Regions from separate parts of the Homo sapiens genome. Here region 2 is linked to region 1. The links are chromatin loops, found by intact Hi-C in ENCODE. Cell type or tissue: ovary. All regions are shown on one strand. Each heading gives the region's core, and the rest is flanking DNA. Links, peaks and the distances in the headings are about the cores only.

Evidence for each region. Hi-C counts contacts between places; a loop is a spot of excess contacts. Peaks named below come from ENCODE experiments on the same cell type or tissue, not always from the same donor. Only the 100,000 strongest peaks of a DNase experiment are listed, where the experiment ranks them.
Region 2: a loop joins it to region 1, with 2.7 times the contacts of the local background. A loop is called at or near these places in 29 of 110 quality-filtered maps.

The regions. Positions count from the first base shown.
Region 1 is chr19:10,933,076-10,941,396 of GRCh38, forward strand. No RefSeq gene overlaps it. Among named protein-coding and RNA genes, the nearest start is that of TIMM29, 8.4 kb to the left of the region's middle. RefSeq lists a silencer at 2,999-3,330 and an enhancer at 4,260-4,759. In ovary, for the core only: a CTCF peak has its summit at 3,751 (motif pointing right); a DNase peak (open chromatin) is centred at 3,837; H3K4me3 peaks cover 254 bases.
Region 2 is chr19:11,016,495-11,024,815 of GRCh38, forward strand. It overlaps SMARCA4 (SWI/SNF related BAF chromatin remodeling complex subunit ATPase 4), which reads left to right. Exons shown (of 35, transcript NM_003072.5): 17 at 2,463-2,529; 18 at 3,097-3,207; 19 at 5,231-5,473; 20 at 7,024-7,137; 21 at 7,837-7,944. Among named protein-coding and RNA genes, the nearest start is that of SMARCA4, 60 kb to the left of the region's middle. In ovary, for the core only: no CTCF peak of the experiment used is centred there; DNase peaks (open chromatin) are centred at 3,503 and 7,887.

The DNA of each region.
Region 1 (8,321 bases), core at 297-8,296:
GAGGCTGCAGTGAGCCAAGACTGCATCACTGCACTCCAGCCTAGGTGACAGAGCAAGCCCCGTCTCAAAAAATTAATAAGGCTGGATGCGGTGGCTCACGCATGTGATCCCAGCACTTTGGGAGGCTGAGGTGGGTGGATCACAAGGTCAAGAGCTCAAGACCATCCTGGCCAACATGGTGAAACCCCGTCTAACAAAAATTAGCTGGGCGTGGTGGCGCACGCCTGTAATCCCAGCTACTTGGGAGACTGAGGCAGGAGAATCACTTGAACCCGGGAGGTGGAGGTTGCAGTGAGCCGAGATCACGCCACTGCGTTCCAGTCTGGGCAACAGAGTGAGACTCCGTCACACAAAAAAAAAAAAAGAGAAAAAATAAATAACATAAAACTGAAGTATTAAGGGAGTGATGCTACCTCAGGGGCCTGTGGCAAGTTAATAAAACCAGGTGGTAAAACAACTATCTTTGTTTGTGATACTTGTTTTTGTGTGTTTGCTACTTTCAAATTTTGGCATTTGACCCTTGCATTCATAATCAGTGGGTTGAACAGGTGTTGGTTTAAGTCAGCATCTCACTTTTACAGAGGAAAAGCTGAGGTTCAGAAAATTTATTTTTCCAAGGCTGTGGCAGGACCAAGATTCGAACTGTAACTCCCAGCTCTGTGACTTAATCCTCAAACTTGTGGACTTTGATCCTAATAATTCTTGTCAGAAATAGTTAAATACTGCTATCAGTTGCCATAAATAAAAATTGGATATAGAAATACATATATAAAGCCGGGCGTGGTGGCTCACGCCTGTAATCCCAGCACTTTGGGAGGCCGAGGCGGGCAGATCACAAGGTCAGAAGATCGAGACCATCCTGGCTAACACAGTGAAACCCCGTCTCTACTAAAAATATTTAAAAAATTAGCCGGGCGTGGTGGCAGGTGCCTGTAGTCCCAGCTACTCGGGAGGCTGAGGCAGGAGAATGGCGTGAACCCGGGAGGCGGAGCTTGCAGTGAGCGGAGATCGAGCCACTGCACTCCAGCTTGGGCGACAGAGTGAGACTTGTCTCAGAAAAAAAAAAAACAAAAAAAAAAACCAGACATATATAGGCTGGGTGCAGTGGCTCACGCCTATAATCCCAACACTTTGGGAGGCCGAGGTGGGCAGATCATCTGAGGTTGGGAGTTCGAGACCAGCCTGACCAACATGGAGAAACCCCATCTCTACTAAAAGTACGAAATTAGCCAGGCGTGGTGGCACATGCCTGTAATTCCAGCCACTGAGGAGGCTGAGGCAGGAGAATCGCTTGAACCCGGGAGGTTGTGATGAGCTGAGATCGTGCCATTGCACTCCAGCCTGGGCAACAACAGCAAAACTCCCTCTCAAAAAAAAAAAAAAAGAAAAAAGAAAAAAAGAAATACATATATAAAAAAGAAATGCAATAAAACCAAAAGACACAGCCTGGATAACATAGCAACACCTCGTCTCTACTAAAAATAAAAATAGGCCAGGTGTGGTGGCTCACATCTGTAATCCCAGCACTTTGGGAGGCCAAGACGAGTGGGTCACCTGAAGTTAGGAGTTCAAGACCAGCATGGGCAACATGGTAAAACCCCGTGTCTATTAAAAATACAAAAAATTAACCGGGCATGGTGGCAAGCACCTGTAATCCCAGCTACTCGGGAGTGAGCCGAGATCATGCCATTGCACTCCAGCCTGGGCAACAAGAGCAAAACTCCGTCCCAATAAATAAATAAATAATAATTAAAAAAAAAATAGCCAAGTGAGACGGTGTGTGCCTGTGGTCCCAGCTACTTGTGAGGCTGAGGTGAGAGGATCCCTTGAGCCCAGGAGTTTGAGGCTGCAATGAGCTTGGTCATGCCGCTGCACTCCATCCTGGGCCACAGAGTGAGACACTATCTCCCCTCTAACCCCCAAAAATGAAAGGAAACAAAAGACGTCGAGATGATACTAACTAAATGCTATCTCTACACCATTACCTGCCAAAAATCTCTGTCCCCAAATCTGCCCTCTGTTAGACATTAGCCAACTTCAGGGAAGGGTTTTAAGGTGTCATCAAAGACACTTGTTTCTCATTGATCAGAAGTATTGGAAAGGGTCCACACCATCATTGCTTGAGTCAGTTATTAAATGCCACTTTTGACTTCTCGCCAGGGTGTGTTCCAGGAAGATCATCTGAAGCTGCTGGGAGCTTGAAGCTGAGGGCAGTGGTCGGCGCTGTTGGTAGGAATTGTGGAGCTTGGGCAGCCTGAAGGCTTTGTGTCTTGGCTTTGGGCAGAGGGTCAGCTTTTCCCAGAGGTCTCACTGTACTTCAGCCCATGCTCTGGTGTAAGGCAGAGGACAGGAGGCATAAGTGGGCTTTAAAGCCAGGATTTGGAACTCAGCTTTTACACTTCCTTGCTTTGTGAGTGAAGTCACTTCTCCATGCTTTGGGCTCCTTATCTCTAAGTGTGGGCTTGTCAGAAAAATTTAAAAGCCCACTAAAGCACTTGGTACAGAGTAGGCATTCACAGTCTGTGGTGCGGCTGTGCAGGGAAGATTATGGCTCCGAATCCATGCTGTGACCTTCCTAAGTGGTTGTGGAGGGGCTGATGCACCCTGCCTAGTGGTGCAGGGCCACCATGTAGGGAGGGCCCAATGTCTGATAGGATAGAGCCAAGGCACGCTTCTTTCTCAGATCCAAGTGACAGCCGAATCTAATATGAACATTTCTGAGTTCTCCCCCACACCTTGTTTTCAGGGACGGTCTCACTCTCTCTCCCAGGCTGGAGTGCAGTGATGCAATCTCAGCTCACTGCAACCTCGACCTCCCTGGACTCAAGCTGTCCACCCACCTCAGGCTCTCAAGTAGCTGGGACTACAGGTGTGCACCACCATGCCCAGCTAACTTTTGTGTATTTTTTTTGTAGAGACAGGGTTTCGCTATGTCACCCAGGCTGTTCTCGAACTCCTGAATTCAAATGATCTTCCCACCTCGGCCTCCCAAAGTGCTGGATTACAAGTGTGCATCACTGCACCCGGCCTGAGTTCTCCCTTGAAAAAAAAGGCGGGGGCGGGGGGGAGCAGTTTGGAGATAGGGTCTCGCTGTGTCACCCAGGCTGGAGTGCATTAACGACCCATTGCAGCCTCGACCTCTTGGATTCAAGCAATCCTCCCACCTCAGCCTCCCAAGCTGCTGGGACCACAGACACACACCACCACACCGGCTAATTTTTTAAGTTATTTGTAGAGATGAGATCTCACTGTGTTGCCCAGGCTGATCTCAAACTCCTGGGCTCAAGTGATTTTCCTGCCTCAGCCTCCCAAGGAAATAAAATATTCTTGGATTCTTGGTTAGCTTTAATTATTTCCGCTTTCCAGGCTAGCCCAGGAGTTGCCCTCCAGCACGTCCTTTGAAAAGTACTTTTCGGCCGAGCGTGGTGGCTCACGCCTGTAATCCAAGCACTTTGGGAGACCGAGATGGGAGGATCACCTGAAGTCAGGAGTTGGAGACCAGCCTGACCAACATGACGAAACCCTGTCTCTACTAAAAATACAAAAATTAGCCGGGCATGGTGGTGGGCGCCTGTAATCCCAGCTACTCAGGAGGCTGAGGCAGGAGAATCACTTGAACCTGGAAGACGGAGGTTGCCGTGAGCCAAGATGGTGCCATTGCACTCCAGCCTGGGAGACAGAGCAAGACTCCGTCTTAAAAAAAAAAAAAAAAGTATCTTTCCCACTGTTGTGATTAGAAAGACCAGCAGAGGGCATCAGAGACTTAGTTCGGAGACAGAACGTAGCTGATTCCATCCTGCCTTACTTAGCCCCCATGGAATGGCTCAACGCAGGTTCCTTTTGTCCGCGGGCAGCAGCAAGTGGAGGTCGTGCAGCTTCCACTTGCACCAGTTTACTGTGCCTTGGAATTGGATAGATGATGGCAGAAGTCGAGGCCCCACGGAGGGGCCACCTTCATCTCTGGAACCTGCACCTTTACCTACTTATGTCCACAAAAAGAGTCAGACTCTGAATCTTTTTTTGTTTTTTTTTTTGTTTTGTTTTGTTTTGAGACGGAGTTTTGCTCTTGTTGCCCAGGCTGGAGTGCAATGGCACGATCTTGGCTCACCGCAACCTCTGCCTCCCGGGTTCAAGCGATTCTCCTGCCTCAGCCTCCCAAGTAGCTGGGATTACAGGCATGAGCCACCATGCCCGGCTAATTTTTTGTATTTTTAGTAGAGACGGGGTTTCTCCATGTTGGTGAGGCTGCTATCAAACTCCCAACCTCAGCTGATCCACCCACTTCGGCCTCCCAAAGTACTGGGATTACAGGCGTGAGCCACCGCGCCTGGCCCAGACTCCGAAAATATCTGAAGAGATTTATTCTGAGCCAAATATGAGTAACCAATGGCCTGGGACACAGCCCTCAGGAGATCCTGAGAACATGTACCCAAGGTGGTTGGGGCATAGTTTGCTTTTATACATTTTAGTGAGACATGAGACATCGGTCAATATGTGTAAGATGGGCTGGGGGTGCCCTGGCTCACACCTGTAATCTCAGCACTTTGTGAGGCCGAGAGGGGCAGATTGCTTGAGCCTAGAAGTTCAAGACCAGTCTGGGCAACACAGTGAGACTCTGTCTCTACAAAAAAATACAAAAACTAGCCAGATGTGGTGGTGCGTGCCTGTAGTCCCAGCTACTTGGGAGGCTGAGGTGGGAGGATCACCTAAGTTAGAGAAGTTGAGGCTGCAGTTGACCACGCTGATCTCGAACTCCTGGCCTCAAGCAATGATCCTGCCTCAGCTTCTCAAAGTGGTGGGATTATAGACGTGAACCACCACACCCAGCCAACAGAAGTTCTTTGTTTTTTTTTTTTGGTCCCAAACTTTACCGTTGACAACCGAAGTATTTTAAAGCAAATCCCAGATATCCTGTCATATTACCCCTATAATTTCATTTTCTTTCTTCCTTTTTTTTTTTTTTTTTTTGAGACAGATTCTCGCTCTGTTGCCCAGGCTGGAGTGCAGTGGCATGATCTCGACTCACTGCAACCTCCCAGGTTCAAGCAATTCTCCTGTCTCAGTCTCCTGAGTAGCTGGGACTACAGGTGCACGCCACCACGCCCAGCTAGTTTTTGTATTTTTAGTAGAGACAGAGGTTTCACCATATTGGTCAGGCTGGTCTCGAATTCCTGACCTCAGGTTATCTGCCCCCTTTGGCCCCCCAAAGTGTTTGGATTACAGGTGTGAGCCACCACGTCTGGCCTATAATTTCATTTTCTTATATCATGACACTACCATTATCACACCTATCAAAGTCCACAATTATTATTTGGTATCATCTGATATTACATTTCCCTGAGGATCTCAAAAGTGTCCTTTTACACTTGGTTTGTTTGATTCATGATCCAAACAAAGTTCACATACTGTATTTCGTTGTTGTGATTTTTCAGTCTCTCTTTTTTAAGACGGAGTCTCGCTCTGTCGTTCAGACTGGAGTACAGTGGCACAATCTCACCTCATTGCATCCTCCGCCTCCTGGCTTCAAGTGATTCTCCCTGCCTCAGCCTTTTGAGTAGCTGAGATTACAGGCACCCACCACCATACCCGGCTAATTTTTGTATTTTCAGTAGAGATGAGGTTTTGCCACATTGGCCAGGCTGGTCTTGAACTCCTGACCTCAGGTGATCCTCCCTCCTCGGCCTTCCAAAATGCTGGGATTACAGGCATGAGCCACTGCGCCCAACCTTAAGTCCTTTTTTTTTTCTTTTTGAGACAGAGTCTTGCTCTGTAGCCCAGGCTGGAGTGCAGTGGTGCGATCTCGGCTCACTGCAACCTCCACCTCCCAGGTTCACACCATTCTCCTGCCTCAGCCTCCCGAATAGCTGGGACTACAGGCTCCCACCACCACACCCGGCTAATTTTTTTTTTTTTTGTATTTTTAGTAGAGATGGGGTTTCACCATGTTAGGCAGGATGGTCTTGATCTCCTGACCTCGTGATCCACCCGCCTTGGCGTCCCAAAGTGCTGGGATTACAGGCCTGAGACACCATGCCCGGCCTCTTAAGTCTCTTTTAACCTAGAAGAGTGCCCCCTATGCATACACTTTTGATGTGTTGCAGAAAACCACTTTTTTTTTTTTTCTGAGACAGAGTCTCACTCTGTCGCCCAGGCTGGAGTGCAGTGGCGTGATCTCAGCTCAGTATAACCTCCCCATGCCGAGTTCAAGTGATTCTCCTGCCTCAGCCTCCTGAGTAGCTGGGATTACAGGCACCTGCCACCACGCCCGGCTAATTTTTGTATTTTTATTAGAGACAGGGTTTCACCATGTTGGTCAGGCTGGTCTCAAACTCCTGACCTCAAGTGATCCACCCGCCTCACCTTCCCAAAGTGCTGGGATTACAGGCATGAGCCACTGTGCCCGGCCCAATTTTATCACTTCTGATGGGTGCCCAGGTCAATCGTTTCATTAATAGCTGTACAAAGAAGCCAGTTCTTTTGTTCTTGCAATCTTATTTATAGCTGGTGAGCCACAGGCATTTCACATTTCCTGTTACTGATTCACCAGGTGAACAAATAAAAACCTGAAAGAGCCAGTCCTTCAAGATGGATCTGGAGTGGCAGACTGGGCTTCAATTTTAAGTACACCCAAGCAACCATTTGCTGAATAGAGGTCACACATGTATTCTGAGTTGCCCCAAAACTCACGCCTCCGTTTTAACTTTTGGACATTCAGAGGTCTCCTGGACCAATCAGTCAGAACTCAGATGTGTCAACCAGTAAAAACTAGGCAAGTTTGACTCCCTGATTTGCATAAACAGACTTGAGTGGGAACCTGGGCTGGAATTTTTGCTATAATACCTGAACCCTCGGGAGGCTAAGGCAGGAGAATTGCTTCAACCCAGGAGGCAGAGGTTGCAGTGAGCTCAGATTGCGCCACTGCACTCCAGCCAGGGTGACAGAGCCAGACTGTCTCACAAAAAAAAAAAAAAAAAAAAAAAAAAAAAAAAAAAAAAAAAAAAACCTGAACCCTCCCTTTGTTCTCTGGAATGCACCTTCATTTTACACCAAATACTGTGTCTCTTCAGTTTGCAAACTGTTGACTGGAATACAATCTATTCCCTCCAAATTCCTTTTCAGAGAACATTGGTTCACAATCATGTCCTACCAGAAGGAGTTTCTGGGGAATTCACAGCCATCTACAGAAGACATCCTTGACTTGCCTTTTGAGGTTTCCCTCAGGGCAGCCACAAGGATGCTGTGTTCCTTTCCCATGTTGTGGCAGGCCACAGTGACAATTTCTTTTTCTTTTTCTTTTTTTTTTTTTTGAGATGGAGCCTCGCTCTGTTGCCAGGATGGAGTGTAGTGGCGCAGTCTTGGCTTACTGCAAACTCCACCTCCCAAGTTCAAGCGATTCTCCTGCCTCAGCCTCCCAAGTAGCTGGAACTAGAGGTGCATGCCACCATGCCCAGCTAATTTTTGTACTTTTAGTAGAGACGGAGTTTCAGCATGTTGGCCAGGATGGTCTCGATCTCTTGACCTCGTGATCTGCCTGCCTCGGCCTCCCAAAGTGCTGGGATTATAGGTGTGAGCCACCATGCCTGGCCCACAGTGATGATTATGAATAGCTATTCATTATTTGAAAATGAATAGTATCTGAAGTATCTGAGACAGGTCTCCATCAAATTAGAAATTCATTTTGCCAAGGTTTAGGACATGCCTGGAAGAAATAAACACAGGGCCAGGTGCAGTAGTTTACACCTGTAATCCCAGCGTTTTGGGAGGCCAAGGCGAGCAGATAACCCGAGGTCAGGAGTTTGAGACCAGCCTGGCCAACATGGTGAAACCCCATCTCTACTAAAAATACAAAAATTAGCCGGGCGCGGTCGTGGGCACCTGTAATCCCAGCTACTAAGGAGGCTGAGGCAGGAGAATCGCTGTGCACCACTGCACTCCAGCCTGGGCAACAGAGGGACAGAAAGAGACAGAGAGACAGAGAGAGACAGAGGGAGGCAGGGAGGGAGAGAGGGAGGAGTGGGGCAGGGAGGGAGGGAAAGGAAAGGAAAGGAAGGAAAGAAAAGAAAAAGAGAAAAAGAACGAAACATAGAATCACGGACACAGTTCATAATCTGTGTCTTTCTCCAAAAATTATTTTGAGGGCTTCAGTATTTAAAGGGGAAAAGTGGGCTGGAGGGCAAATGGGAGAGTAATGTGTCCATGTGTAATAAAATCCATATATGTAATGTATCCCAAATGTATCCATATGTAATTCACATATTCCTACAGAAAAGGAGCAGGTAGGGGGATAGTCAATTATGTATTCGTCTGGCGCCCAGTAAATG
Region 2 (8,321 bases), core at 57-8,056, 83 kb after region 1:
GTTAGGAAGAGCTTTCCCGTCTCCCCCATGTGCTTGTTTGGGTAATTATTATATCAGTGTGGGCGTGAACAAATATTATTTATTTTGTTGCTTCAGTTTTTTTCAGATTTGGCCTGGGAGAATTCTCCCTGGAAGAATTGTGTCTTCTCTATGTATTCAGTCATTTGTTAATATGAGTATGGACCCACGGATATTTATTTAGTACTCCAGGCTACGCACCAGTGGCTGGGTTTTTTTTGTTTTGTGGCTCAAATCCATCCAGCTTTGGCCACTGGGAGTGCTTTCAGTTGGCTCTTCTGTCCTTTGACACGCCCCCAGCATCGGGTGAATTTTGAGGACTTTCTTGCTTTTTGGCACCAAGAGATGCTGCAGGCTCATGTAGTCTATTTCCCGCCCACTCCCTCAAATCAGCCATTTCTCCAAGGAGCCCTGGTTTCCCTTCTTACAGAATGGTTTTGGGAACCAAGACCTGGGTCCTGGATGGGCCTGTTGCTTCTGGGGTGTCATTGCTCCTGGGGCCCTCTCAGTGGTCAGTGCTAGGAGATTCATGTGCGCGTGCTGATGCTTTGTGCACGTATCGTCTAAAAGGCCTTCTCTGCCTCGGCATCTGTTTCTGTGTTAAGCTGAACGTGAGTTCATACCACTGTCTGCGGCTCTGAGTGAGGACCACAGGTTCCTTCTCACACTTCCACCCTGTGTGTGCGCCCATTCTCAGCTTCCGTGGACAACAGTTTCAGAGTAGTGAGCCGGTACCTCCGGGAAGCATCTTGAGCCACTAGAGCGCAGGCCTTGGGGCCAGTTCCTTGTGTGTTCAGACCTCCAGATTGCAGTCAGATTCCATTTCCAGGGTGATAGAGGTCACCTTCTTCCCCTACTTCAGTGAGGTTGTGAGGTGGGTGCTCCTGCAGTCTTTCCCACTGCGCCCCACCTGGGCAAGCGTCCATGCTGTGGAACGCCAGCTCCTGCAGGCCAGAAGAGGGCCCGCGCGCTAGGAAATGTTTACGGCGTATGGGCATCCGGCTGTGCCGGCCCTCTCACTGGGAATTGCTGCCTCCTGCCATGAGCTGCTTGTCCTGCCTCCGTTTGGACCTCTGTCTCTGGGACCTGTCCCCTCAGTCCCCTCCTGACCCTTGCTCCTGGCTCTTCTCCCTCCCAGTGCAGATGCTCCGCACACCTCCGGCTTCTCCCTTGGTGCGCTGACTGTCCCCATCACTCCAGGGAGGTTTCACTGTTCCTGAGTCAGCGGAAGCACAGGGTCAGGCCCTACGGGCCAGGTCCGGTGGCTCCAAGATGCCATCAGGGACCCAGCCTCCCCCAGGTTTCTGCCCAGTCATTCTTGGGTGACTCCAACCCTCAGGCTCCTTACCTCATGGTTGCAGGACGGCTGCACTGCCTCCCTCGCCTCATGCAGGAGAGTGGGCAGGAAAGAGTTCTAGGAGAGTGGGCAGGGCAAAAGGCAGCAGAAGCGCAAGGCTGCTGAGCCTCTGCTCCCCACGCTTCTTCAGGAACTCTCCCCAGCCTTCACCACAGCCATGCGTCCTTCTGTCTATTGGCTGTGCCGCCTGGTTGGCTGTGGCTTCCAGCGGGGCTGGAGATGGGTTCATGGTGGACACAGCACCTCCCTCGTGGAGCTGCTTGGGGGCAAACCACGAGTAGTCCCTGGGACTCCAGCTTCGAGCCCTGTCTTTACGGACCACCCCGTCTAGACTTTCTGAGTGGCTTCCCTCCCCCACTGAAAACTCCCTGCCCCAGAGTTCCTCCCAGAGCCCGTCCCCTTTGGGACTCAGCTTTATTACCGCCTCCACCCTCTCCTCAGTCTCTAGGCTGTCGGTCTCAGGTGACTCACCCCTCCCCACTGCATTCTGCCTGCCCCCATGTCCTCCCTCATTCCAGCCCTGGTCATCCCACAGGGGAACAGCCACGAGTTGCCGCTCCCTCCCATCCCTGTCCTCCCGCCTGCCACCTGAGCCAGGCCCCGCCTCGCCCCTCACTGTCCTCGTTCTCTCTCACAGTCAGGAACCTTCCGTGGCTGGAGGGTGGCAGAAAGACTGTTTGGTGTCTCCTATATCCTCAGGTCTCCACAGCACTGTTGCTAGCCTGGCTCTGGGCGTGAAGCCTGTGCTCTGAAGCTGCATTTTCCCGGCAGCAGGTCCAGGCTTCCCCAGCCCTGGCAGCATTGTTTCTGTCCCCCATCACATCTCTGTGTCCCTACTTCTCACTCTAAAGGGCCTTGCCCTCTTTTCCCAGTGGCCTCCCTTCTGTCCTCTGAGGCAGAGCCCTTCACGTCCTCGCCAGTCTCTCTTCCTCCCTCCCTCCCTCAGCTGCCCTAAACACAGTTTCTCTGCCCACTCGGAGGGCTGTGGCCATGTTGGCCTCGCCCCTGACAGCCAGTGGCTATGGGTTTGCACAGTGAGCCATTGATGAGAGACCGGCACTTGACTCTCATTTCCTTGTTCCATCAGAACGCTGTCCAACTGGGCGTACGAGTTTGACAAGTGGGCCCCCTCCGTGGTGAAGGTGTCTTACAAGGTAGGTCACAGCCACTGAGGTTTCCTCTCTTGCTACGGAGGTGCAGGCGGTGGTGGGCAGGACGTCCACACATACCTCTGGACAGTGAACCTGAGAATGCTGGGTCTCCAGTCGCATGGAGTCTCCAGGACAGCCTGGAACTCCAGTCACATGGATCCGGGAGTTTGGACTGGGCAGGGACAGGGCAGATTAGCTCACTGGGGAGGAGACAGGAGTGAGCATGGTGGCCAGCACTCAGAGGCCAGCTCAGGCGCCTGAGATGGGGACCCAGGAAGAGGGGAGCCTGTCAGCCACCAGGAATGTGCAGATGGCGGTGCAGGCTGCGTGGTTCCCTCAGGCCCCGGCCGCCGCTGGCCTGCACTGCTTCCTCTTCCCCCTGCAGCGCGTGTTCTGCGTGGTGAGGTCTGGGGACGCGCCAGCGGCCCTGCCAGCCCCTTTCCCCACTACCCCTGTGAGGACGAGCCCTCCCGCCGTGTCACTGGGCAGTTGCAGGGGGTGCCTGTGCCCCTCTTGCCACCTGGCCACCCGGCTCCAAAAGCCGAGCTGTGCATCCTGCTTCCCTTGCAGGGATCCCCAGCAGCAAGACGGGCCTTTGTCCCCCAGCTCCGGAGTGGGAAGTTCAACGTCTTGCTGACGACGTACGAGTACATCATCAAAGACAAGCACATCCTCGCCAAGGTAACGTGTCCCTGTGGGAAATGCCAGGCCATGGGCCGAGTGCTCACACGTGGGTCACGCTGCCCGTCTCCTCCAAAGCCCCTACAAGTTTCTTCCCGGAGTCCCACCTGCATGTGCGTGAAGACAGCTGCCCTGTGTAGGGGAAAGGCCTAGGTGGGGGCGACCTCAGGTTTACCTCCCTAACTGTCTCCAGGCAGGCCCTGAGTCAGGCCCAGAAGCTGGGGCCATCTACACAGCATGCGCTCTGCCTCCTCTCGGGCCTTCTGCCCAGAGAGCCTCAGCACCAAGGCGTCTCCTGACCCGCCTACAGAGTCCCCATGGGGCCTTGGCCAGACCAGTCTTGTCCTCCTGTCTCATTGCCTTGGCCGTCCCTCCCTGGGGCCCTGGCTTCTCACCACAGGCCATGGGCTGAGATTCAGCATGTGGGGGAGAGCTCGAGGGCCAAATACCATGACTGCCTGCTGGCCTTGGGCAGCTGGTTCGGGCTGTTCTGTGAGGGTCCTACTGTCCTGGAAGCCTCTTCTGGGACGAAACTGTGAAGGGAGTCCCAGCGTGGCCATGACTGAGAATACGGCCCAGATAGAAAACAGACATAGCCCTCTGCCTCCAAAAACTCATGTTCCTCATTTGAGGAGGGGTAAAGATGTACCTGGTCTCACCCCTAAACATCCAGCTGAGTGAGTGTTGAACAGTAGAGAGTTTTTTGCGTTTTGGTTTTTTTTTTTTTGAGACCGAGTCTCGCTCTGTTGCCCATGCTGGAGTGCAGTGATGTGATCACAGCTCACTGCAGGCCTGACCTCCTGGCCTCAAGCGATCCTCCCACCTCACCCTCCTGAGTAGCTGGGACTACAGGTGTGCGCCACCACTCCCAGCTAACTTTTTTAAATTTATTTTTTATGGAGATGGGGTCTTGCTGTACTGCCCAGGCTGGTCTCAAACTCCTGGCCTCAAGGAATCCTCTCGCCTTGGCCTCACAAAGCACTGGGCAACTGTGTCTGGCCTAACAGTAGAGTTCTTGACCCAGGTATGGGGGGATGGAGGAGCTGTTTATGGGTGGCTCCGCCTCTCAGTGCATGGCTGGAGTGACAGTACTGGAATACTGGGGCTGTGAACTGGGTGTTTTCTTTTCTTTTTCTCTTCTTTTTTTTTTTTATTGAGACAGAGTCTCACAGCTGTCACCCAGGCTGGAGTGCAGTGGAGCGATCTCAGCTCACTGCAACAACCTCTGCCTCCTGGGTTCAAGTGATTCTCCTGCCTCAGCCTTCCGAGGACTGGGTGCTTTATCCCGGAGCCAACAAGGGAGGAAACTGAGGCCCAGGGAGCTGGGTATCCCACGTGCAGGCTCTTACCTCAGGTCCATGCTTCAGGTGCCTCCTTTGTGGCTCACCCCTGCTGACTCCTTACAAAGCCAGGCCGTTGGCAGGCACAGGAACCAGGCTCTGAAACCCCGTGCTCCCCTGCCAGTGGCTCAGTTGATGTAATCACCCTGCAGTGGGAGTGCTCTTTGAGTGCGGCCACTGCGCCCCCTCCCGACCCGCATGGCCCTGTATGTAGTGGCGCTGGCCCCTACCCCATGGGGCCCACATTCTGAACCACAGGCTGCTCATTAGAAATGTACCGTCACCAACCCAGTTCCCCTGAGACCCTCCACACCAGCAGGACAAGTCCCCCAGTCAGCAAGATGTGTCTTCTGCCAGAACGTGCTCGGCATTTTTCTGTGCTGTAGATTCATATGTGTGATTTTGCAGGGAAGCCAGATTGCTTTTTTGCAATTTGCATTGTTCACCTGCCAATAGTCATGGGGTCACGGGCCTGTCTCTGCCCAAGGCTTGCAAGAGGCTACGTTGTGTGGCTCCAACTCGGTGAGTCAGCCCCGGGGCAGGACGTCAGGCCTGTGCTCTCCACCCAGCTGCGCTCTTCCACCTGGAGCCTTCCTGGCTGCTGGGCGCAGAGTGGGAGATTCTCCCCATGTGCCGGGCCACCTGCTGCCCCCTGCCCTGATTGCCCACTCTGGGGCCCGCAGATCCGTTGGAAGTACATGATTGTGGACGAAGGTCACCGCATGAAGAACCACCACTGCAAGCTGACGCAGGTGCTCAACACGCACTATGTGGCACCCCGCCGCCTGCTGCTGACGGGCACACCGCTGCAGAACAAGCTTCCCGAGCTCTGGGCGCTGCTCAACTTCCTGCTGCCCACCATCTTCAAGAGCTGCAGCACCTTCGAGCAGTGGTTTAACGCACCCTTTGCCATGACCGGGGAAAAGGTGGGTTTGCCCAGCTGTGCCCATGCTGACGGTTCCAGGTGCGGCTGGCTTTGCTGGTTGGAACGTGTTGAGCACCAGCTACAGCTGGCTGGGCCTGTGCTGGGTGCCTGGTGAGAGTCTGCATCTGCATGGAGCAGGGGAGCCCTGGAACCCAAGGCTGGGGCAGCCACAAGGGCCCCAGGGGAGCAGGGCAGAGGTCATGGTGGTGAATCTCGGAATGCTCGGGGCGTCTCTGACCCTATGCTCCAGGTGCAGAGTGGATGGTGAGGAAGATGGCCCTGAGGCAGCTGTGGGACCGCAAGCGTGTGGAGAGCACAGCTAGAGGCTGTAGCGTGCTGTAGGCCCCTTTAGGTGCCCTCAGAACTCACCCTCAGGGCAGTGGGAAGGAAACTTGGAAGATTCCAGTTAGCGGGGCCACATGGTCAGGTTCTGTCTTACGTTGTTTTCAAAAAGCTCAGTGGCCAGTGTGTCTCAATGTCTGGGTGGCACCATCAGCCAGACTGTGGCATGGCAGCATCATCATTGATGAGTGGTCCCACACCAGCACTGATCCCTGAGCCTAGAGCTCCTTGCTGTTGGAGGTTGAAACTGTGGGACAGACTGTGTTTCCTGCTGAGGGGTTTAAGTAACCAGATGCTGAAGTGTGGGCAGAACTACAGAGGTTACCTCGAAGTGCCCTGCCCAGCACGGCTGGGCCCACCCCCTTCTTCCCACCTTAGACAGGTCCAGGGCAGCTGGGGCCTTCCTGGCCTCATGCGTGAGTTCCCTGCCCTCTCGGCTGCTGGTCAAGGCAGAGACTCTTCTGATGGCGAAACCGAGGCATTCCCCAAAGCCTCGTGATAAAGGAGTCCCCAATTTTTAGACTCCCGGGACCCCCACACTAAGGGCCAGGATCTGATGCTATAGTTTTGTCACTTTCTGAGCCGAGCAAAAGCTCTGCCAAAGGATTGCCAGGGAAGCAATAGAAGAAAAGTTTTGGCGTCGTCTCATTTTCCTTTAACTTTTTTAATTAAAACATTTTAAAAGTTAATTATTAGTAGAGGAGTAGGCGCCGTGGGAGGTCAGGGTTTCTTTCACCTGGTTCCACCCAGGCTGAATGAGAGTCCCTTGGGGCTCCCGGTGGCAGAGCCCTCCCTGAGAATCACCCGCTATAAGCCCCATGTGGTCAGCCTGGCCCCTGCAGCGCTCCTGGCATGAGCTTGGCGTGGGGTGGGTCTGTGGACACTCCAGTTTGTGTTACTCGTGGAGAAGCAGCATGCCCGCTGCCGGGGGTCTTTCTGGTGAGGCACAGGGAGCAGAGTGCTCTGGGTACTGCGGTTCCATGTCCCAGGAATTACATGGAGGGAACCAGATCCTCACAGTTTCCTAAGGAAGAGGGTGCCCTGCCTGGCTCCCAGAAAGCATAAAGCAGGCTGAAAAGCCACGTGCCAAGGGCAAGATCACCCCAGGGGACCCCGTCCACCCTGTCCCCACATCCGCACCTTCTAGTGAGACCTCTGTCGCCCTCCTTTGGAGGTAACGCTTGCTTCTCCTGTCTTGGGGGCTTCCAGGTGGACCTGAATGAGGAGGAAACCATTCTCATCATCCGGCGTCTCCACAAAGTGCTGCGGCCCTTCTTGCTCCGACGACTCAAGAAGGAAGTCGAGGCCCAGTTGCCCGAAAAGGTGATGGAGTTTTGAGGGGAGCCACCAGTGAAGCAGCCTCACGTGGGGGCTTTCTCCAGGGCTGGGCGTGCTCAGGGCCTCTCCCCACAGTCCCAGGCCTGCCCTGGTCAATCCAGCTTGGGGGTGGCGATGACGCCACTGGGTCTGTAAAGCCCTGTGCTGCTGTTGTAGGGATTGAAAAGCACTCATAGGCTCACATAGCTCACAATAGGTTAGAGCACAAAATCCCACTTCCTGTCAGGGGGCCAGGTGCCTGTGCGGGCTCTCCTGGCCACATCAGGAGGGGCCGTGGGCTTGGGGTTGCCCCCCGGCCCCCCATCATGGCTCTGGGTTTTCAAGGCCTGCTGCAGCCACACCCCTGGGCCCAGTTCCCACAGCAAGACCCATGGACTCGGGGTCCCCGGCTGCAGTTGTCCCTCTTGGCTCTTTGTTTCCTGGCTGGCTGTAGAGAGGCCCCCAGAAGATGGCTGGGGGGCCCTTTCTGGCCCAGTAACCCTCTGGTATCTCTGCCTGGTGCTTCCTCTCATTGCCCAGGTCTCCCCTCTTCTCCCCAGCTGTGAGGGTCTCCTCACCCACACCCCAGTGTGCTCTGGTCAGAGCTCATATGACAGGGCCGAGGGGGTCAGAGCTGGGTTCGGATGGGGGGAGTCAGGCCTCAAGCCACCTTGGGCCCTCGTGAGCATTATGTGTCCCCTGCAGGTGGAGTACGTCATCAAGTGCGACATGTCTGCGCTGCAGCGAGTGCTCTACCGCCACATGCAGGCCAAGGGCGTGCTGCTGACTGATGGCTCCGAGAAGGACAAGAAGGTGGGCCCCAGAGTCCCCCAACTGCATTCCCCACTGGGTGTCCAAGGCCGGCAGCGTGGCAGGCAGAGCAGAGCGTGCTCTGACCATCGGGTCATGATCTGGTCATGATCCCCAGGGCATCTGGCCAGCCCTGGTTATGATGGCTGGTGGCTTGTGTCAGGACACACTGACTCAGCTGCCAGTGGCTTCTCCTTTGCCTATGAAACACTGGCTCCTTCTGCAATTGGCAGCCTGGGCCCAGCACTAACCCCAGCAGGGTTAGAGTGTTCTAGAATGCCCCCCTTCTCTGTTATTAAGTGAAAGGAAGGGAGCGGGCTGTCTCCTGCAGGGGCTGCTCTGAGAATCCCAGGCCCCAGGCCCCACCTGCCTGGCTCTCC